Regions from separate parts of the Homo sapiens genome. Here region 1 is linked to region 2. The links are chromatin contacts, found by Hi-C in ENCODE. All regions are on one chromosome and are shown on one strand. The core of a region is the stretch at or near the end of the contact, and the rest is flanking DNA. Distances in the headings are between cores, read along the strand shown. Region 1 holds the start of IFT52 (intraflagellar transport 52). Region 2 holds the start of TOX2 (TOX high mobility group box family member 2).

Region 1 (6,739 bases), core at 3,349-5,848, 320 kb before region 2:
AGTCTTGTCTAGCTTTCCAAATGATCTGAGAATTTCTGATCCTTTTTAACACACTCCTTTTTTGCTTAATTGGCCAAAGTTAGCTTTAGATCGCCTGCTTATGCTTGGCTAGTTGCTGTACTAGACTCTTCCATGTCTGTTACAAATTTTCCATCCAAACAACCCTGAGGTAGGAATTATTACTGTCCCCTTTTTACCAATGAAGATGCAGAGTCAGAGAAGCTGTTCCTTGCCTGAAGGTCACATAGCTAATGAGGGCCAGAGCTGGGACTTGGAGCCCTACAAGCTGGCTCCAGGGCTCTCACATTGAACTTTTGTGCTGATCTGCTTCTCACCCTGGCTATTAGGTCCAGGCAGAATGACTGCCAAAATCTCTAGTGAGGAGCTAAGTCAAAAGTTGGCTGGAACAAGCCAAGTATAAGAAATGGGGTATTGAAGAGGAGACATTGAACGGGATGCCGCTCCTGGTCTGAGCCTGGCTGCCAGGTTCATGCCGTGCTCCACCGCACATTGGGGAGCTCAGAGCTGGACAGAGCTGGAGGCTGCTGCAGACTTGATGCCTAGAGCTTCCTGTCCACCATGGAGCTCCATATGTTCAAGATTAGTCTTTTTTTTTTTTTTTTTTTTGAGACTGAGTTTTGCTCTTGTTGCCCAGGCTGGAGTGCAGTGGCACGATCTCGACTCACCGCAACCTTCGCCTCCCAGGTTCAAGCAACTCTCCTGCCTCAGCCTCCTGAGTAGCTGGGATTACAGGAATGCGCCACCAGGCCTGGCTAATTTTGTATTTTTAGTAGAGACAGGGTTTCTCCATGTTGGTGAGGCTGGTCTCCAACTCCCGACCTCAGATGATCCGCCCACCTCGGCCTCCCAAAGTGCTGGGATTACAGGCGTGAGCCACCGCACCCAGCCAAGATTAGTCATTTCTAAAGATAATTCTGATCGGACAGAACGTGAGCGGTAACACCTCATAAATTCAGAACACCCTGCACTTGTGGGATGGATTGTGCTTCCTTACTTCAGTGGAAAAGTGGTTCGTTTCGGCTGGGCGTGCTGGCTCACACCTGTAATCCCAGCACTTTGGGAGGCCGAGGTCAGGAGTTTGTAGACCAGCCCGGCCGGTATGGTGAAACCCTGTCCCTACTAAAAATACAAAAATTTAGCTGAGTGTGGTGGTGCATGCTTGTAGTCCCAGCTACTCGGGAGGCTGAGACACGAGAATCACTTGAACCCGGGAGGCAGAGGTTGCAGTGAGCCAAGATCGTGCCACTGCACTCCAGCCTGGGCGACAGAGTGTGACTGTCTTATTAATAAATAAATAAATACGAAAAGTGGTTTGTTTTTTTACAAATGTGTGGTTCATACTCCTGGGTGGCCTTATTAGCTTTTTTGGTTGGGAGACAAGGGAAGGAACTTTCTTGGATCAGTGTGTGCTGGTGATTTTATTGCCTTTTCCTCTTAATTCAATCCCACTCTTTCCCTTCCTCAAGTCTTGTTCACCCAGCCTCCTGCCCCAGGAATCACGGGGAAGAAGTCTGGGAGACCACAGAAAAAACACCAATGACACTGAGCTATTAGAGATCAAAACTGGGTCAGGAAGAGTTCATGTTAAGCTTTCACATGTGCTAAGAACGCTGAAAGATACACACTGATTTCCATCTTAATAGTGCCAGATAATTGACAAATTTGGGACAAGATGAGGGAGAGGTCAAAATCCCCCTAACTTCCCAAAGCAAAAAAACAGGAGTATAATGATCAGAAACGTAATAGTAGTGTCAGAAGCACACAATCAGCTGTGGACGGTGAAACATATAATGGTTCTATCTGTTCTGAGATTGTAAAAGCACAATTATTTTCATCAGGATAAAAAATAAAAATGAAAAACTATGCTGTTGAATGGAACATGCTACAACCTATGTTTATTGAGCACATTCCAAGTTTTATATGCATTATCTACAATCCTCACTATAAGCCAGCATTTAGAAATTATGAACTTCAGACTGGGCGCAGTGGCTCACGCCTGTAATCCCAGCACTCTGGGAGGCCAAGGCAGGCAATTCACGAGGTCAAGAGTTCAAGACCAGCCTAGCCAAAATGGTGAAACCCCGTTTTTACTAAGAATACAAAAATTAGCCGGGCATGGTGGCGGGTGCCTGTAATCCCAGCTACCTGAGAGACTGAGGCAGGAGAATTGCTTGAACCCAGGAAGCGAAGGTTGCAGTGAGCGGAGATCATGCCATTGCACTCCAGCCTGGGCAACAGAGCAAGACTCAGTTTCGGCAAAAAAAGAAAGAAAGAAAGAAATTATTAACTTCGCTTTACAGATAGGATACATTTGCTCAGAGATTATGAAAACTGCCCAAGGTCACCCAGCTGGTACAAGTCACAGCGAGGAATTGAACTTGGTGACAACTACTGATTCTAAAAGTCTTACTCTTGCTTTTTTGGGGGGGGAAGCGGGGACGGAGTTATGCTCTTGTTGCCCAGGCTGGAGTGCAATGGCGCAATCTCAGCTCACTGCAACCTCTGCCTCCTGGGTTCGAGTGATTCTCCTGCCTCAGTCTCCCAAGCAGCTGGGATTACAGGCGGCCGCCACCACACCCGGCTAATTTTTTGTATTTTTATTTTTATTTTATTTTTTATAGAGACGGGGTTTCACCATGTTGGTCAGGCTGGTCTCGAGCTCTTGACCTCAAGTGATCCACCTGCCTTGGCCTCCCAAAGTGCTGGGATTACAGGCGTGGGCCACTGCACCCGGCCAAAACTCTTACTCTTTCTGCAATCTCTAACAGTGGGAGAAATGCTCTGGGCAGGTGCTGTAGCAAACACTGACTGCATATCAGGCAGAAAGATCCCAAGATTTGTCCCAGCCTTCAAATGGGACGGCCTACTCTCTCTTCAGTGAGAATACTTCATTTCCATTATTACCCTAACTGCAAACTGTATTCACCCAATTCTGCACCAAAATACAGCATCCCCAAGAAGAGAACTTTTTTTTTTTAAGAGACAGAGTCTCACTCTGTTGCCCAGGCTGGGGTGCAGTGGAGCGATCATGGCTCACTGCAGCCCGAACTCCTGGGTTCCAGCGATCTTCCCACCTCAGCCTCCCAAGTAGCTAAGACTACAGGTGTGTGCCACCATGCCTGGCTAATTTTCTTTTTTTATTTATTATTACTATTATTATTGGAGAGAAAAGGTGTTACTGTTACCCAGGTCCCAGACTCCTGGCCTCAAGCAGTCCTCCCACCTTGGCCTCCCAAAATGCTGGGATTACAGGCAGAAGCCACTTCATCTGACCAAAGAGAATTCTCAAATCACCCTGTTCTCCACTTTCTTTTTGAGACAAGGTCTCACTGTGTTGCCTAGGCTAGAGTGCGGCGGCACCATGACGGCTCACTGCAGCCTCAACCTCCTAGGATCAATCAATCAATCCTCCCACCTCAGTCTCCCAAGCAGCTGGGACTACAGGCGCGCGCCACCACGCCCAGGTAATTTTTCCTATTTTTAGTAGATACCGGGTTTCGCCATGTTGCCTAGGCTGGCCTCAAACTCCTGGGCTAAAGAGATCCACCTGCCTCGGCCTCCCAAAGTGCTGGGATTACAGGAGAGAGCCGCTGCGCCCGGCCCGTCTCCACTTTTAAAATTTCCAGTGACAGAAATTGTGGAAAGCAACACGAGTTGTATGTGTTTTAATATCCTAGATTCGAAGACAAACATAAATGTAAATAAAAACTGTCAGAGCTCTCTGCAATCTTCAGTTTGGGTCTTCCAGGCTGCTGCAGCGTTGTTCACAAATCCACACACCTCTAAAGGCAGGCACAGAGCGCTTTCCTGGGTAGTCGGGTGGCCTGTTGGTAGTTGCAGGCTTCTGGTTTCCCATCTTAATGGCGATGGCAGGGCAACCTGTATTGGTGGTGCTTTTGCACAAGCAGTTCTTTCTGCCGGGAACGCCCTTCCCCAGCCTTTGCCTTAATGAATACCACTCTCTCTTCAAATCTCTGCTCAACAGGGGCGCCTTTTTGACCAGCTTAGTCGTTAGACTCCCTAATACAGTTCATAGTTTTCACATTTTTGTAGAATCTATTCAAGTTCTAACTCCCCGCCATGCTCGCCGGCGCTCAAGCCTAGTACCATGGCAAGCAAAGATGCGGAGTTAATAAAACAGAATTATACGGTTTATCATTCTCAACACTAAACCTGCGCACCCTTTTCCGTTAAGTAGTTCCTAATAGTCCAGCACAGCCTTCCGCCCGGCCCCGCCCTCGCCTGGCTCCACTCTGCTCCTGCGCTTTGGGAATCGAAGCTGGGGCGTTCTCCAACCCCCCCGCGCTGGAAGCCTTCACTATTCTCCTCCCTGTGGGTGGAGCGAAGTTTGGGCACTTGGGTCCTACCGTTGTTATTAGTCTTTACTCGTAATTGATACTAAAGAACAAAATTAAATGGGTTTATTTTTGGTGAAAAGTTAATTCTCCTTATGTTTGGATTTGCCCCTCATGCACCAAATGGTACAGCCCCACATCAGTCAGGCTGCCTACCCCTGACGCCTGCGACGGAGAGGCGCCTTCCGTGCTGTCGTCATCACGTCGGCCGGAGCTAGCGCTGCGTCCTGGGCCACGCCTCCCGGCGCACCGACGCGCCTCTCCGGTTACTAAGCGGCCTTGGATACCTGGCCGCGGGATGCTGGGCGGCGTCAGGTGAGCGGTGGTCGCTGGGCCTCAGGTAAAGGGCGCCAACAGTGGTGGGCCGGCTGGGGCGTTGGTGCGGCCTGGGAGCTGGCGAGGGACTCGCCGCACTCTTCGAGGCCGCTGGGCCGGTCATAGAACATCCAGGGTCCCCCGGGGTGAAGTAAACTGTGGGCGCGGACGTAGCCCGGGTTCCTGGCGCCCCGGCTGGGCGCCCATCTCCACGGCCTCGGGTGGTGCAGGTGTTTAGTCGTTCCGCTGACTATGAAAGAGCATGGGACGAGGAATCGTACAGTCTTAATCTCTCTTCTGTCGTGGCTGCGACCCCTCGGTATTCATGTGGGAAAATACTGATTTGACTGGTAATGTTATTGAAGAGAAAGCGAGAGAATGGTTTGGCAGCGTTACCCAAATATTTGTTATTTTTATAGTTTTAAAGGCCTTATACTATTATTAAGGAAATGCATTTCTGGCTAAGTCTGACAGTACAGGAACGCAGACCTGCTACTCTCACCAGGGGCTGAACTAACAGAACAAAAAAAGATAGATGTATCACGGTGGTGGGACCATGGAGGGGGCAGTTTTTCAACTGGACAAAATGATGTTAAAGTGCTTAAAGAAGGATAAATATGTGAAAGTAGCCAGGAAAATTCTAAAATTAATGCTAATAAGGGAGATTAGCTCTCCAGAACCACCAGATATTATAACATAAAGGTATAGCAATTAAACTAGCATAGAAGATGGGTGCAGCAGTGTGGGCCCGTAGTCCTGGCTACTTGGTAGGCTGAGGCGGCAGGATCCCTTGAGCCCAGGAGTCAGAGACCAGCATGGGTATCAAAAGGAAACCCTGTCTCTGAAAATAAATAAATTAATTTAAAAAGTTTGGGACTCAGCAGGAGCTTACAGGTAGATAAAATATATTAGAACTCAGAATAAGAGCGATTTATATATAGGGATTTATTATATAGGCGAGGTGGTACTGTATTTCAAATCAGCATTGAAGAGATGAATTGGGGTCAGGCAGCTTTTTTAGCAATTTAGAAAATAATTAAACCAGTCGAGCGAGGTGGCTCACACCTGTAATCCCAGCACTTTGGGAGGCCAAAGCGGGTGGATCACTTGAGGTCAGGAGTTCCAGACCAGCCTGGCCAACCTGGTGAAACACCGTCTCTACTATGGCGCGCGCCTGTAATCCCAGCTACTGGGGAGGCTGAGGCAGGAGAATTGCTTGAACTTGGGAGGCGGAGGTTGCAGCGAGCCGAGATTGCACCACTGCACTCCAGCCTGGGTGACAGAGCAAGACTATGCTTTGAAAAAGAAGGAAAAAAAAAAGGAATGAAGCCCATTTTGAGCACCACAATAATTTCCAAATGGACTAAAATTTAAATGTTAAAAAATTACATCACGAATTAGCCGGGTGTGTTTGGGCGCCTGTAGTCCCAGCCGCTTGGGAGGCTGAGGCACGAGAATCTCTTGAATCTGGGAGGCAGAGGTTGTGGTGAGCCGAGATCGTGCCACTGCACTCCAGCTTAGGCCACAGAGCAGACTCTCTCAAAAAAAAAAAAAAATTACATCATGAAGTACTGAAGTAAAGCATTGTTGAATTTATTTATAATCTTAGAATGACAAAAAACTCTTCTAAGTGTTTCATGTCATCCAGAAGCCAGGAAGGAAAAGATTCATACTTTTAACTCTATAAAATTTAAAATCTATATGGCCTGCAAAATTCAACCAAACCAAAAAAACTACCAGAAGCCAAATAAACTTATGAAAATGTTTGTTTAATGATCAATTAGAAAATTATGAAACCCGACTGGGTGCAGTGGCTCATGCCAGTAAACCAGCACTTTGGGAGGTTGAGGTAGGAGGATCACTTGAGGTCAGGAGTTCAAGGGCAACATAGCGAGACCTTGCTTCTACAAAAAATTTAAAAATTAGCTGGACACTGGTGCGCGCCTGTAGTCCCAGCTACCCATGAGGTTGAAGTGGGATGATTGCTTGAGCCTGGGAGGTCAAGGCTACAGTGAGTTGTGATTGCAGCACTGCACTCCCAGCCTGGG
Region 2 (6,841 bases), core at 4,325-6,824:
GGCTACTGGGAAGGAGGGGACAGAGATAGATGGTAGACAGGGCCTCACTGGAGGGCTGAATTGTGACTTCCCTCACTGGCAAACATGGCCCATCTGTGAGCTGGAATCTGAACAATTAAATTCTTCACGTGTGTGTGTGTGTGTGTGTGTGTGTGTAGGAAGGTGTGTGTGTGTGTGTGTGTGTGTATGTATGTAGGAAGGTCTTCTCCCCAGAGGTGGGCAGGAAGCATCCAGGCTTTGTTAGCCCCTGTGCTAGTCACTGGTGGCACTGAGATGAGCGAGCTATTGTCCTCGCCTTGGAGAAACTCACTGGGCAAATGTGATGTTGCAGTTCTTTGAGATTCACACTAGTAGTCCTGTGTGCAGATGGTTATTGGAGCAGCAAATTGGAGCACTAAGTTGGAGTCTTGGAGAAGTCTTAACCAAATAAATGTTACTTGAATTAGGTCTTAAAAAATGAGTCGACATTTGTTAGGATTTTTATGGCTCGGAGAATAGGATTAAATATTTTCTCAGGCCCTTAAAACTTCCACCTGGAAGTGACACACACCGATTCTGTTCATGTTCCATTAGCTAAAGTGTCACATGGTCACACCGAAATTCAAGTGGGTGGGGGAGTACAAGTCTACCACGTGCCTATAAGGAGAAAGAGGAAGAAGATTCATTACTAGATCTAAGTGCTCCCACAGTTGGGTATTTAGTTCCTCTGCCATAGTTGTTTTTTAGGGATTAGTCCTTTTGATTTAAAGCCAAGACATTTCCTAGGTAAAGGAGCAATAGATGGAGTAGGACTCATTTCCCTCTTGGATCCCATGGGTAAGTGGACACATCTTGTATTAACCATGTCTTTTTTTTTTTTTTTTTTTTTTTTTTTGAGACGGAGTCTCACTCTTTCGCCCAAGCTGGACTGCAGTGGCGCTATCCCGGCTCACTGCAAGCTCCGCCTCTTGGGTTCACGCCATTCTCCTGCCTCAGCCTCCCGAGTAGCTGGGACTACAGGCGCCCACCACCACGCCCGGCTAATTTTTTGTATTTTTAGTAGAGACGGGGTTTCACCGTGTTAGCCAGGATGGTCTCGATCTCCTGACCTCGTGATCCGCCCGCCTCGGCCTCCCAAAGTGCTGGGATTACAGGCGTGAGCCACCGCGCCCGGCCTAACCATGTCTTATTTTCTGTATTCTGATACTTTGACATCTGGGGTCTTGCAGACCCTGGAGGGACTGCCCCTTCTAGAGTTAGCCAATACCTAGAAATAGTCAACAACTCACCTGTGAGCCTGTTAGCATAATTTTCTAATGCAAACCAATACAGAGCCTACGCCTCCAACCACCTGTATTATTGGGCTCTCACACTCCAACTCACTATCTACCTGCTCTAATTACTCCAGAGCCAGTACCAGACAACTAGGGACAGCCCCTATGCCCCAGAGCTGCTGAAATTATTCGAACAAGCCAATCCTAAACCTGCTGACCCGGCCTTGTCTGCTCCTTCCTGCGGAAGCCACAGTAAAGGCTCTTGCCCACAGTTCTCCCCTCTCCCTCTGCCTCCTGACTGACCTGGTGCTTCCCCACTGGCCCCCAATGGCATGGTATGTCCCCTCCTCCTGACACCTGGGAGTACCAAACTGTCTTTTCCATGGCAATCATCTCCTGGTGTGTTGTCCTTACCATACCTCAAGGTTAATAAAACATATTAAAACCCATCTATATTCTGATATCTCAGCTATTTATGATGTCAGAAACTGAGAGGTGGAAGATGAACAAACAGATACTCTGGGTCTCCAGACTGGACCAGCTGGGCTACTGGCTGAGATCTGAGCTTCCTCTCTCACAGATTTTTCCTTGCAATCAAAGGGAAGAGAGGAGAACTGAAGCCCCACTACCATCTTCAAGACAACAGATGAGGCTCTGGTGTTTCTTTGGGGGAACTGAGTCATCAGCTTCCTGTCTGATCAACTGCCAACATGAAGTGGCAAGATCAAGCTTTGGGGCCTTGTTGGACTTTGCTGCTGGACTTCTCAGATACCTCCGTGGTGCTGGCTCCCTCCTCAGGGAAGAAAGTGGATATACGTGATTGGCAGGGTTGATTGTTGCTGCTGCTGGCAGGCTCCAGAGAAGTCAAATAGCTGCCTGTAGCTGACCCATTGCACATGCATCTTCAAACTCTGGTGGTCATTGTTCTACACCTCTGGCCAGAGTTAGTGGGACCAACACTGTGGAAATATGGGCAGTAGGAAGTGCTCCAGGTGGAATTTCCAGACTTAGGTGTAGTCCTGGCTCTACTATTAACTGTCAGGATGTGCATTCCTCACTGGGTCTCACTCTTCTCATCTGTAAAATGGCCACAGCAGTCTTATTTCCTGACCCAGAGTATTTCTGTGAAGACTGATTTCTTCAACCTGCAACAGAGGTGTCTGCAAAAAAAAACTGGATCACAAGGTCAGGAGATCAAGACCATCCTGGCCAACATGGTAAAACCCTGTCTCTACTAAAAATACAAAAATTAGCTGGGCATGGTGGCACACACCCGTAATCCCAGCTACTCAGGAGGCTGAGGCAGGAGAATCGCTTGAACCAGGGAGTCGGAGTTTGCAGTGAGCCAAGATCACACCACTGCACTCCAGCCTGGTGACAGAGTGAGACTCTGTCTCAAAAAACAAACAAACAAACAAAAACACCAAAGCAAAATGAAACAAAAATAAAACTACAGCAAGCATTATAACTAATGGTGAACTATTGATATCTTTCCTTCTGAGATCAGGAAATCAGGAATGGGGCAAGAGTGTCTGCTACTATTACTTCTTTCCAAAATTATACTGGTGATATTAGCCAGTGCAACAAGGCAAGAAAAAGAAACAAAACTTATAAGAATTGAAAAGAAAAAACTAAAACTCTCATTTTTACAGATGAGATAGAAATTTTTTTTTAAAGCCAAAGAATCTACAGATGAATTACTAGAATTAATAAATGAGTTTGGCAATGTTGCTGGATACAAGGGCATTATTTAAAAATCTATTTATACTATGTTTCAGACCTATATTGCTAAGTAACAAATCACTCCAAAACTTTGTGGCTTAAAATAACAATAATCATTTATTATCTCTCATGGTTTCTGTGCATTTTGGATTCAAGAAGGGCTCATCTGCACAGTTCAGCCTTTTTCATGTGGGTACAGTCAGATAGCAGATGGAACAGGAACAGCAGGAGCTGGCAGAGCTGGGGACTGGCTAGGAATCCCTCTTTACTTAGTATCAGGGTCTCTGCATATGATTTTTCTGTGTGGGTTAGTTTGGGCTTCTTCAATGCATGGCAGCCTAAGAGAGAGTTCTCATATGATGGCTTAGTGTTCCAAAGACAAAAGTCCTGAGAGAGGGAGCCAGGTAGAAGCCCTATTAATTTTATGATCTAGCTAGCCTCAGAAGTCACATAGATTCACTTCTGTCACATTCTTTTTGTTAAAACCCATTCGCTAAGACTAATCCCTTCCCGAGGGGAAGAGTGTTAGACTCTACTTCTTGGGAAAGGTGTCAAAGAATTTGTGGACATGTTGTAAAACAACAACCCTGTACTGACAACAAACAGAAAATAAAATAAAGAAGCCATTCATAATAGCAACAAAAAACACCCGGGGCTAAATTTAATAAAAGATGTGCAAGGTCTCCACGTAGAAAACTACAAAACATTGCTGAGATAACTTTTTTAAAAACCCAAAATAAATGAAGGGACATACCATGTTCATGGATAAGAAGTTTTACTATTGAAAATGTTAATTTTATTCCAATTGATCTAAAGGTTCAAAGTGATACCAATTGAAATCCCAGCAAGATTGTGTTAGTGTGTTTGTGTGTATATATATAAATAGGTATGCTGATTCCAAAATTTCTGTGAAAGTGTAAACATCAAGAATAGCCAATGCAGTCTTAAAAGAACAAAATGGGTAGGCTTATTTCATGGGACATTTAGACTTATAAGCCCACAGTAATCCAGACATTGTGATAATGGCACAGGGAGAGAAAAATAGGCTAACAGAACAGAATAGAGAATTCAGGAACAGTCTTATGCACATATCGACTACTTGATTTACGACAATGTTAGCATTGCAGAAGAGTATGTGTGTGTGTGTAGGGGGGTGGTGGTGGTGGTGGTGATCTTTTCAATAAAGAGTGCTGGTCAGTTGGATATCCAGATGAAAAAAATGGACACAGGACAATGGAAATTTTTTTCTGATGAGGTGTGGCATTGTATTTCTAGAAACAATGACTGCTGAAATTTATTTGGAAGTTCTTTCCTTTCTGAGCTATAATTTCCCTCTGTTGTTCCCAAGCCTTCAGTGAATGCCTGTTTCCCACACCTATCTTTTGTTAATGCATCTTTCTTATGGTCCTAGTTCTAGGCCAGGACCAGCAAAGCCCAAGCAGCAGTTGAGAACTAAGTTCTAAGCTAGCTCCTGAGTGGGCAGGAAGCTCAAGTCCTTTTCTCCCAATGGCATCCTATATCCTGGTGCCACACAAGAATGCCATTCTGGCTGACTTCGCCTCCTGGCCTCTCCCAGTCAGACATACCTGGAGCAGTCAGTGAGCAGTGAGATTGCTAGGGGAGATTGCTAGTGTAGACAATTCTTGCATGAAAAGGGGGATGGGGGTGCAACAGTCTAGCAACCAGCAAGTGATATCAAGAACTAGAGGGTTTTTTTTTTTTTTTTGGTTGGGGAGGAACCCCATTTCACAGTCACCTTTCTGACCCACCATCAGAGCCATCCCATTCCAATCTCATTTTCTTCCTTTCCTCACTCCAAGAGACCGTGACTGTGGGCAGATCCTAGACCCCTCTTCAGAGCTTCGGGCTCTAGGCATTCCTGCGGCCCTCCCCTCCCTATCATTAAAAGGGGTGGGGTCCTGCTGCCTTCTCCAAGTGGTTTCAGCTCTGGATCCTTTGGGGGCAACGGAGCCCACCCGCCTGGAGCTCCATTACTGATGCTGCAAGTTTTTGACTCAGTTTCCCCATATGTGAGTGAGAGTTTAAGCGCGGCAATCTCCAGGGGGGGCTGTCAAGCTGACTCAGATCAGTGAGACGAGGAGGGGGCGGGCATGCTAAGAGCATCCTCCGGCGCTGGCCTGCGTCCCCCCAGGTAAGGCAGCACCCATCTCCAAAGTGGTCCTGTCACCACCTTCCTCTTCCCCCCGCACCCACGCCGCGGGGCGGGGACTAGCGCCGCCTCAAATATTTAGGGCAAGGGAGTGTCCCACTTCTGGGGAGGGGTGCCGTTCGGGCTTCTCTCCTCACCGTGGGTGGCGAAAGGCGGGACGGAAAAGCGCCGTCTGGACAGGCGCGCCCCCCTCAGGGATGCAGGGCCGGGCGGGGGACCCGGCGGCGGCCCAGCCCGGAGGAAGGACCTCCACGCCCCGGCCCGGGCCCCCGGGCCCCCGGCCCTAGGCAGCGCCCGAGGCCGGAACAATAGCGCGCGCGGGCGGGGCGGGGGCGGGGGCGGGGCGCTCCTCTGGGCACCGCCCCCGGCCCGCCCCCCGCGCTCGCAGTCCCGCTCGCACACTGGCTCCCACCCGCCGCCCGCCCAGGCACTGCCCGCGGGAGCCGCCGCCGCCGCCGCCGCGCCCGCCATGGACGTCCGCCTGTACCCCTCGGCGCCCGCGGTGGGCGCGCGGCCCGGGGCCGAGCCGGCCGGCCTGGCGCACCTGGACTATTACCACGGCGGCAAGGTAGGCGGGGGCGGGCGGGGGTCCCCGGCGGGCGGGGCCGGAGTCACCTGGCAGCTCGGGACTCAGGCGCTCCCGGGGTCACACGGGGCCGCGCACATCAGCCCCGCCGACGGGCACGGGCGGCTCACATCGATCCCCTCGCGGCCACGCTCACGCCCTGAGTTGTTGGGATCGCGGGCAGAAGTCATCCCGACAGCCACCCGTGCGACGACACAGTGGCCCCTCACTCGCGTCCCCCTGACAGCCTCGCAGTCATTCACAAGCCGTCACAGTGACCCACAGCCACACGCAGGCGGCCAGGCACTGCTTACACGGTCCCGCCGTCCCACGCAAGTCACCCTGACAGTCACTTATACACAACGACACGCAACCACTCACCCGCAAACAGCCTCACCGCCACAGACGAGTCACCCACAGACGCTCCGATGCCCCACACACCGTGACATGCCCCCACCCGCTGTCACACCCAGGCACAACGGGGGACAGTCACACAAAGAAGTCGCCCGACAGTCACACTCTCGCAGCCACAACGCCTCACCCAGGCGCACGCTGTCACACACAGCCACCCCCCTGGACGGTGAGCCTCAGACACAGATCGTCCTGACGGCCACACAGTCACACGCGGTCACACCCAGGGACGGCCACACCTCGGTCATCCACACTCGCGCGTCGAGGTTTAACTTCTCAGCGCCGCAGCACACTAATTGGGCAGTTTACTAATTGGCCGTCACTGCCTGGCGGGGCCTCGGATTCCGAGTAGGCTGCGGCCAATCGAGGCCTGTGTCCTCCCGGGAGCGGTGAGCCGGCGTCCCTCCAGGCTGGGGCTGTAGTGCCGGACACCCTCCCTCCTCCATGTTTCCAGGATCTATCCCCCCACCCCAGCCAGGTCCCAGCTGCGCTGCGCCGGGCGCATTCCCAGTGATGGAGGCTTGCGTGCCTGGAACCCCGAACCCGAGGCGTCAGGTCCCACTGCCGGGTCTGGCCCAGCCTGGATGGGTTGGGTGCCTCTAAGCAGTCCGCGTCCCCTTCGGTCGCCGGAGAGGGAACTTTCAAACTTAGTTAGGAAGCCAGACTGTCCGCGCGTCCGCCAGTCGGTGCGTCGGTCCCGGGCCGGCTGGAGCCAAGCGC

Evidence for each region. Hi-C counts contacts between places; a loop is a spot of excess contacts on that map. Pooled maps may share reads with other maps.
Region 1: a loop to region 2 is called in a pooled map, with 4 times the contacts of the local background. The contact joins the promoter of IFT52 here to the promoter of TOX2 in region 2. A Hi-C loop is called at or near these places in 6 of 50 pooled maps.

The regions. Positions count from the first base shown.
Region 1 is chr20:43,586,339-43,593,077 of GRCh38, forward strand. It overlaps IFT52 (intraflagellar transport 52), which reads left to right and starts at 4,599. Exons shown (of 14, transcript NM_016004.5): 1 at 4,599-4,716. RefSeq lists an enhancer at 4,721-4,790.
Region 2 is chr20:43,909,278-43,916,118 of GRCh38, forward strand. TOX2 (TOX high mobility group box family member 2) reads left to right here and starts at 5,575. Exons shown (of 9, transcript NM_001098797.2): 1 at 5,575-5,713. The coding sequence starts at 5,615. RefSeq lists silencers at 5,226-5,345, 5,446-5,545, 5,566-5,675, 5,726-5,815 and enhancers at 5,312-6,029, 6,030-6,747.